2 separate regions of the Homo sapiens genome follow, and region 2 is linked to region 1. Evidence: read pairs that join two places in POLR2A ChIA-PET (ENCODE). Cell type or tissue: Panc1. All regions are shown on one strand. Each heading gives the region's core, and the rest is flanking DNA. Links, peaks and the distances in the headings are about the cores only.

The links. Peaks named below come from ENCODE experiments on the same cell type or tissue, not always from the same donor. Only the 100,000 strongest peaks of a DNase experiment are listed, where the experiment ranks them.
Region 2: POLR2A ChIA-PET joins it to region 1 with 5 read pairs; 2 of 35 experiments call an interaction of 5 or more read pairs at or near these places.

The regions. Positions count from the first base shown.
Region 1 is chr7:130,902,295-130,906,687 of GRCh38, reverse strand. All of the region lies in intron 6 of LINC-PINT (long intergenic non-protein coding RNA, p53 induced transcript), which reads left to right. Among named protein-coding and RNA genes, the nearest start is that of LINC00513, 9.0 kb to the left of the region's middle. RefSeq lists an enhancer at 2,097-3,296. In Panc1, for the core only: no CTCF peak of the experiment used is centred there; DNase peaks (open chromatin) are centred at 959, 2,457, 2,917, 3,657 and 1 weaker place; H3K4me3 peaks cover 2,085 bases; H3K27ac peaks cover 4,000 bases.
Region 2 is chr7:130,341,112-130,345,504 of GRCh38, reverse strand. CPA5 (carboxypeptidase A5) reads right to left here and starts at 689. Exons shown (of 13, transcript NM_080385.5): 1 at 300-689. The region is part of intron 1 of LOC105375503 (a long non-coding RNA gene); the gene reads left to right. LOC124901837 (small nucleolar RNA U13) reads right to left here and starts at 1,090; the gene lies at 987-1,090. In Panc1, for the core only: no CTCF peak of the experiment used is centred there; no DNase peak of the experiment used is centred there.

The sequences.
Region 1 (4,393 bases), core at 274-4,273:
AAAAAAAAAAAAAAAAAAAGTGTGAAACAAAGATCCAAATGGACTTTGTTTCACAAAGTAAATCCCCCATCATGTTTTGAGTCATGTATCTTTCCCTATTTAATTTGTGGTGCTTCCTTTATTTTATATTTCAAGACTTTTTGCTATTATATCCAGCGGTAGGAGCCCATGAACTTGTTGGATATTGGTATGCACAGAAGATGCGGTAATACTTTTTTCCAATATTTTATTATGAAAAATACACTGGCTAGATTCTATAATTAATATTCTGTCACTTTACCATCTATTCACGTAATAATTCTTAAACTTCTCAAATCATTATTTGAATTTCAAAGTGGACTATCAAAGACATTTTCTCTAACCCTATTTTTCTCTAATTTGCAGTTTTGATTTCCAGGAAGCCTTTAGCAATTTATATTGTTAGTACAGTAAGAGAGTAAACAACACACTAAAATACCAAGAGAAACTACTTTCCAAAACATGTTTTAGTCGTTTAACTTTATGAATATGGCTAGCAAGGGGGCTTCCTGGGGGACAGTGCTGGGGAAAGAGCAGGCCCTAGGAATGGGCTTTGAAAGAAGACTTTTGCCACCGTCAGGTCACATTTGCAAGAGGCCATCGTCGTGGTCTGCCAGGGAACCCTTAGCAGAAAGGCTGCTTTGCCCAGGATCTGGCTTGCCGCCCCAGACCAGCCCTACCGCTGTCTGGCATTGAATGTCCCTGGTCCGCAGTGAGTGGCCAGTTGCATAGACCTTAGATCAAGGAGCTTAGTCACCTCTTTCCAGCCTAAATCATGAGCACCCTAAATTCCCATGGGTTGTTGAGACCTAATAGCATCCTGGCTTAGAGATGGGATTGCAGCTGGGTCTGCACAGGAAACTGGCCTACTGTGTCTGCCTCTTGGTGCAGCATACAACCAGCCACATGGAAAAACCCAGCCTGCAATAAAAGACTTGCTTTGGTCACCACCTGACATTAGCTGTGGTTTAATCTGTGTAATGTTTTTCTTCCCCCCCATCTAAGCCTCAATTTCCTATCCATAAAATATGTTGGTTTTGGCCAGGCGTGGTGGCTCACGCCTGTAATCCCAACACTTTGGGAGGCCAAGATGGCCTGATCGCCTGAGGTCAGAAGTTCAAGACCAGCCTGGGCAACATGGCAAGACCCCCCCCCTCTACTAAAAATACAAAAAACTAGCTGGGCGTCATGGCACATGCCTGTAATCCCCGCTACTTGGGAGGCTGGGGCAGGAGGCAGGACAATCGCTTGAACCCGACAGGCAGAGGTTGCAGTGAGCCGAGATCGTGCCACTGCAACTCTAGACTGGGCCATGAGCGAGACTCTTTCTCAAAAAAAAAAAAAAGTTGGTTTTATTAGATTACAGAGAATACTTTCTCTATCCAAAATCTGTGATTTTAATCTAGAACACTGAATGTAGGTCAGTATCCACCCCATTTTCAGAAATCTGGGAAGATCTTTTTTTGTTTTTCAGCTTCTCAGAATAAATACTTTCTAGGATGTTACAAACATGGATGAAGTTCACCAGAACAGATCCAGGGTTAACCTTTTAAAGTCATTAGATATGGCTCCAGTAAAAGGCATGAGAAGGCACCCGTGAGACCCTGCAGAGGAAGCCTCACTCCTGGGCAGCCTTACGGCTGACGAGCTACCTTACTGAGCATATTCCTGCCTCTACACCAGAGACTCACTCTGTGGTCCGGTGTCACCTCGATTCTAAATTCCCTGCTTCCTGGTGAATGATGCTATCACACTTTAGAAACCTGGCCAATAAATGCTTTGAAATTTAAGGATAGCTATCCTGAAAAAATTTAATATAACCTAAATTGATAGTCTAATGACATCAGTATTCAGAAGAGGCATTCTATTTCAGCAAGTGGTTTTCAGAAAAAAAAAAAAAATAAATAACCTGAGTTTTTCCCCTGCCACTCTCCCCTCTTGCTTTTATGCTGCAAAAAGAGCTTGTGGCTTGCCTGACACACCGTGTTGTTCTCTGCCTTCGAAGATCTAGCTCCCTCAGCCTCCCCACGTTGTCCACCTCTCCAATACCATTGCTCCACTGGGAAGCTGGCCCGGAGGTGCTCTACCACGTTCATCTCTCGCAGCCCAGGGCTGTCTTTAACGTTACAGAGACACAGATATCAAAGTGTTGCAATTTATTTGGCTTTCATTAATTTGCCGGAAGCAAGGGAGGGTAGATACAAAGTACTCCTCTAACCTGTTATTTTCCTTGCTGTTAAAATGTAAAGAAGACTGATGTAAGAATCTCTGCCTTCCACCAGTCATAACCATGGTATGCACAGAGCTTATGAATCATCTTCTAAATTCACAGCTAGTTTTAAAATTTAGCTTCCAGGCTAGATCTGCAGGAAATGATTGGGAGATCGTAAGTGCTATGGAGTGAATATGAAGTTACTTACCAGATCCCATAAAGTTAGCTCAGGGAATCCTGAGGAAGGTGTCACTCAGAAAGCTGCTTTCAAAGCTGAGTCAGACCTGCATGGTGTTTATTACCTCCATTGTGTTACCATGCCAAACATATAAATAGCTTCAAAGTGAGTTCAGATTAAAACACAGAAAAATCTTTGGATATATTCACAGGCCAGTGGGGGTCATGTAACAAGTCAGCAAGGAAAATAAAAGATATTTGAGGTACAGCCTCAACTTTTTAAGATGGATCTTGAATAAAAAGGTCTAATGAAATATTTTATGGTATTGCTCTCTGGGATTTAAAAAAACAAAGCAAAACAAAAAAACGAGGGCACTGGAACAATGTTTTAGATAGATCACGGGTGTTTTCCAGTATGCATTTTTAGTGCACTTACTTAACTGAGAGCCCTCTCATATGAAACTGGAATGTCACCACCATGTGATAAAGCGTAGACTAGCTGTGACCTAATACGTACTGATCATGACTAACGCAGAAGTCCAGGTCACTGCGGTTGTATTTCCTGTGGCCTCAATGTTCTGGGGTTAGGGTTAACAGGGATAATTCATTTCTGTGTTCAAGTCTCTAATTCTTCCATCATGTAAACTGTAAGTGGGAGCAGACTGGATTCAGCATTGCTACAAGAGAAAAACAACAAATAGGAACACCACCAACACCATGTGTTGGGAGCCCCATGTGCCAGGCACTGTGCCAAATACTCGATATTGATTATCTCTTTTAATACACAATCCTGTGTGGCAGATCCTACTATGAGACCCATTTTACAGATAGACAACTGAGGCTGGGGGAAGTTGGAAATGGAGGAGCCAGGATTCAAGTCACAGCAGTCTGGCTCCTGCGCCCAAGCTTTTAATTTGTATCCTATTCACTTTTCATAAATAAATGACTCGTGTTGGAGGTGTTTGTATCCTTGGGGCCACTCAGTTTTATTCAGCCAGCTTTCCTTGGTTGTGGTTTTAATGTGTTAGGGAAGAATGAATGTATTCCCCACAGCTGGGCATCTTTGTGCTGGATCACCTGGCCACAGCTCATGAATAGTGCAGATTATCACACCCCACCCCCATGACTCCAGCAAATGTGCTGTGGGTATAGGAGAGTATGTTCAAAAAAGGCAATTAACAAAGCAACTGTCCCAACTACCAAGAAAAACAAATGTGGCATAACCCATGATAGAACCCTCTTTTTTCCTTATTAGACATGAATAGAAGCTCATTAATGCCGTCCAGTAAGTTCAAGCCGCATAACTTACATACACTGTCAGGACCCAGAAAGAAACCTGTTGTCTTGTGATGTTATTGTTGCTTGGTTGACCTCATCATGTCTTGACAGGGCTCAAGACACCCTTCATGATCTGGTCTTACCTCTCAGGACTCCCCCCATCCTTACCATTGTTTGTTGATCTCTGGTGCAGCCAAATGAAGCCCATCATGCTTGTCCTCTGCCTGGAAGCTCTTCCTTCCCTCTTCCTGGCCAATGGCTACTGTCCCTTCAGAGCACCTGTTCAGATGAAACCTCCACCAGGCAGCCTCTGCTGACTCCTAAGGGCTGGGCTAGGTGCCCCTTGGGTGCTTCCACAGCCCTTTCTGCTTACCCAGTTGTACATGTGTCATACTGTGTTCTGTAATTCCTCTTTTTGTCCATCTTCCCTGGCTTGCATTGACCCCTTAAAAGCCATGATTAGGGCCGGGCGCCGTGGCTCACGCCTGTAATCTCAGCACTTTGGGAGGCCGAGGCAAGTGGATCACAAGGTCAGATCGAGACCATCCTGGCTAACGTGGTGAAACCCCATCTACTAAAAATACTAAAATTAGCTGGGTGTGGTGGCACACGCCTGTAGTCCCAGCTCCTCGGGAGGCTGGGGCAGGAGAATTGCTTGAACCCGGGAGGCGGAGGTTGCAGTGAGCAGAGATTGCGCCACTGCACTCC
Region 2 (4,393 bases), core at 73-4,072, 560 kb after region 1:
GGAGTAAAGCAGGGGCCAGCACACAAAGCAGTCATGTTGGAAGGAGAAAGTGAAAGATGATGCCTGAATGGCAAATGATGAATCTAACAGAAAATCCACAGGGGGTGGGGGTAAGGCAGAAGCTGAATCCAACCAAGTCGTTCAGCAGAGGACGTCAACAATAGGCCACTTAACTGTCACTGGCGATTCTCAGAAGCTCCCCCTCCCCATCCAAACTATCTCAGAATGGCCGATTAACTGGCTATGTGTGCAAAGAAGGGAGCTCGTTTATCGACAGAACGCCCTGCTCCCCCACCCACCTGCCCTACTCCATTATTTCGTAGTTCAGCTGTTCAGACAAGCCAGACTCTTCTAGTATCCTGGCTTCAGGGACTCTCAAACAGTAACATTATCAAAGGGTTTAAGGACATAGAAAAGAAAGCAGTTATGCTTTCCACCCAAGTAACATTCAGCTTCAGTAGCAATGGAGATAAAAGGGTGTACTGCTAAACAATAGCTCAGGAATTTAAAAGGAAAAAAACAGAGATAGTGCTAGTCACCAAAAGTACCCATGGGGCGTCTTCTTGTTCAAAAACATCATTTTAAGCCACCAATGATGAGACAACTATCCCTGTACTTGGCTTAAGGGTGGGAAAAGAGAGAGAGTGAGAGAGAAAGAATAAGAGTAAAAGAGAGAGAGAGAAGCAGTTAGGAAGTTTTGAGAATTCTATGACATAGCTTCCAATAGAACTTTCTGTGATAATGGAAATATTCTATGTCCACACCCCCCAGTAGGATAGCCACTAACCTCTTGAAATGTGGCTATTGTGGTTGAATATTGATTTTGGAGTTGTATTTAACTTTAATTAATTTAAATAAAATTTAAATAGCCACATGTGGCTAATGGCTACCATATTGGACAGCAGAGTTCTCTGGGAATTCACCAACCCTGAAAGCACCATCTCCAATGGCTGGATTTGTTTTTGGTTTTGCTTCTTCTAAGTTCATGTTAGACGGGTAATGTGCTGACGTCATAACAAGGTTTGAGGGTGACACATCTCACACACGCATGCGTGAGCACCCAATTATCATACTTATGAACTGCAATTATCAGCTTATGGCTGGATTTGAAGCGGAGACACATAGCTATGCTTGACCTAATACCTCATTTTGGCTTTTCACTTATAATTAATTACTCACCTAATCATTTACTCAGTAAATGTCCTCTGAATACCTGCTATGTTCCAGGCACTTGCTAAAGTCTGGAAACAAAATAGAAAGCAACACATATCTGGCCCTTACATTTCTAAAGGCGTAAGTAGAAAATTAATTTAAATAGCATGAAGATAATTGGTAAACCCAAGACATAATGGTAGCCCATCTCACTCCAGATAAGTGTAAAACTATAGATGGTGTTTGTGTTACAAGGGAAAGGCACATTGTACCATGAGGACGGGGAACATGGGCTCCACATAGACTGAAGGAGAGTTTCCCTAAATTAGAAATTTTTTTGGAGGACTTTTATTTCCTGCAGGTGGGGTGGGTTAGATACCTAAGCAATCTTGCCCAAATGAAAGAACTCAAATGCAGAAGAAAATATTTTTAGTAACAACTTTCTAAAGCCATTGCTGGGTTGGCACAAAAATAAGAATCTATAGATCCCAAAAAGAAGGAAAAGCCAGACAGACACCCAAGTGGTAAGCAAGTTTTGCCTCAGAGAACTTCTCAGAATGCTGGTGTTCTTGATTTTCCTACTGGATGCATGTACCATGTATCTAGAATCATCTTCCCTCTGCTTCAAATCTATCTTTTCAAACCTTCCTTTAGTTAAGGTTTCTGTTTTTACTTATTTGAAAATTTTTGGCCAGGTATGGCAGCTCACATCTGTAATCCCAGTGCTTTGGGAGGCCAAGGCAGGAGGAGCCCAGGAGTTCGCTTGAGCCCAGGAGTCCGAGACCAGCCTGGGCAAGTCAGGGAGACCCTATCTCTGCAAAAATAAAATAAAATTAGCTGGGCATGGTGAGGCACGCATCTGTAGTCCTAGCTACTCGGGAAGCAAGCAAGCAGATCAACTGAGCCCAGGACTTTGAGGCTGCAGAGAACCATACTCCAGCCTGGGTGACAGAACAAAAACCTATCTCAAAAAAAAAAAAAAGAAAAAAAGAAAAAGAAAAGAAATAAGGAAGGGAGGGAGGGAGGAAGAGAGGGAGGGAGGGAGAGAGGGAGGGAGCGAGGAAGGAAGGAAGGAAGGAAGGACAGACAGAAAAAAAAAGAAAGGAGAGAGGGAAAGAGAAAGAAAGGAAAAAAAAGAATAAAGAAAGAAGAAAGAAAAAAGAGAAAGAAAGAAAGAAAGAAAGAGAAGAAAGAAGGAAAGAAAAAGAAAGAAAAGAAGAAAGAAGAAGGAAGGAAGGAAGAAAGAAAGAAAGAAGAAGAAAGAAAGAAAGAAAGAGAAAAAGAAAGAAAGAAAGAAAGAATTATTTTGCTCTCATTCTTGAAAGGGTTTTTTGGGATAGAAATTCCAAGTTGATTACTGTTTTCCTCTCAACACATTGAAAATATTATCCCACAGTCTTCTGGCTTCCATTTTTGCTGCTAAAAGGTAATGTTTGTTGACTTACTGTTCTTCAGAAGGTGACCTCTCTTTGTTCCTGGTTTCTTTGAAGAGCTTCTCTTTGCTTTTGATGTTCCACAGTTTTATCATCGTAAGTCCAGGTATGGATTTTTTTTGTTTTGTCTTGCTTGAGAATCATTTGAATTCCTGTATCTGAGTGTCACTCGCTTTCTATTATTTTCCAAATTTCTCAGCCATTATATTTTTAAACATTGCCCCTTTTCCTCTCTATTACCTTCATCTGGAACTTTTGACTGGACCTCCTCATTCTAGCCCCCAAGACTCATAAGCATTCTGCTATATTTCCATTGTGTGGTCTCTCTGGGCTACATTCTGGATAATTTATTAGTAAAAAATATTTTTGTCTTTATTCCAGTTACCTGATTCTTCATTGGCTGAGTTTAATCTGCAATTTAATTGATCTGTGAAGTTTTACCTTTCAATTGCTACGGTTCATTGATTCTGCAACCTATTTTTTTCACATTTTTAACACTGCTAAAATCAGGATACATCTTACAATTGGTGGCATCTTGCAATGCTAAGGTGGCACATAAAATTATGGTGCATCTTATAAAATTGATCCTGTTTTATAGTCAATGCAATATGATATTCATTTTTCATTTTTGGAAGTTCTATTTGATTCTTTTTTTCTGATTCAAGCCCAAATGACTTGAATTTCTTATCTATTTTAGAATTTCTTATTTCTTTAAACGTATAAGACAGATATTTTATATTCTGTGTTAGATAATTACAATTCCTAGATGTTTTAAGTCTGTTTCTGCTGCCTATTCTTTCCGCTGGTTCTCACTCATGGTGCATTTTCTCTCATGCCACATACCTGTGAACCAATCATTTTCCTTGAACATTTATCTGTGAGAATCCCTTGAGGCCTGGGTTGAAGGTGGGTTCTTCCAGAAAAGATTTGCGTTTACTTCTGTAAGTTGCTGGGGACACTACCAACCTGCGACCACTCTAAATTAAATAATTTAAGATTTTTTTGGGGGACTGCATAGTTAGCATAAACTTAAACCACAAATTCATGTCGGGGGCTTACTTGTGGTTATGAAATCTCAGGAAATATTTTCCCCGGCATCATCTAACACCAAAGTTTTAAGTCCTGGACAAGAATAGCATGTTATCTGCAAGTGGGTCATCAGAGTTAAAGTGTCTTTAAGGTCCTGGAATTATTGGGAGAAAGGAGAGATATTGATAATTTTTTAGATTTTGGTAAATATGCGTGTTCAAATAGCTAGAGCAACAACTAGAAGAATAGGCCCAGTGCACATAACTTTCAAACTCCACTAAAAATACAAAAATTAGCTGGGCATGGTGGTGGGAGTCATCCCAGCTACTCGGGAGGCTGAGGTGGGAGAATTGCTTGAACCCAGGAGGCGGGGGTTGCAGTGAGCCAAGATCATGCCACGGCACTCCAATCTGGGCGACAGAGCAAGACTGTCTCAAAAAAAAAAAGAAAAAAATACTAGCTATATGGTTTCACAAGAGGCACTCTTAAAACATAAGAAGAAAGAGAGACTCAAAGTCAAGGATGGAAAAAAGATATTCCAAGTAAATACTAATAAAAGAAAGCATATAGCCACGTGCAGTGTCTCGTGCCTGTAATCCCAACAATTTGGGAGGCCAAGGAGGGACGATCACTTGAGGACAGCAGTTCAAGACCAGCCCAGGCAACATAGGGAGACCCTGTCCCTACAAAAAAATAGAAATAAGTTAGCCAGGCATGGTGGCATGCACCTGTGGTCTCAGCTACTTGGGACACCCCTTCTTAAAAAAAAAATCAGGAAT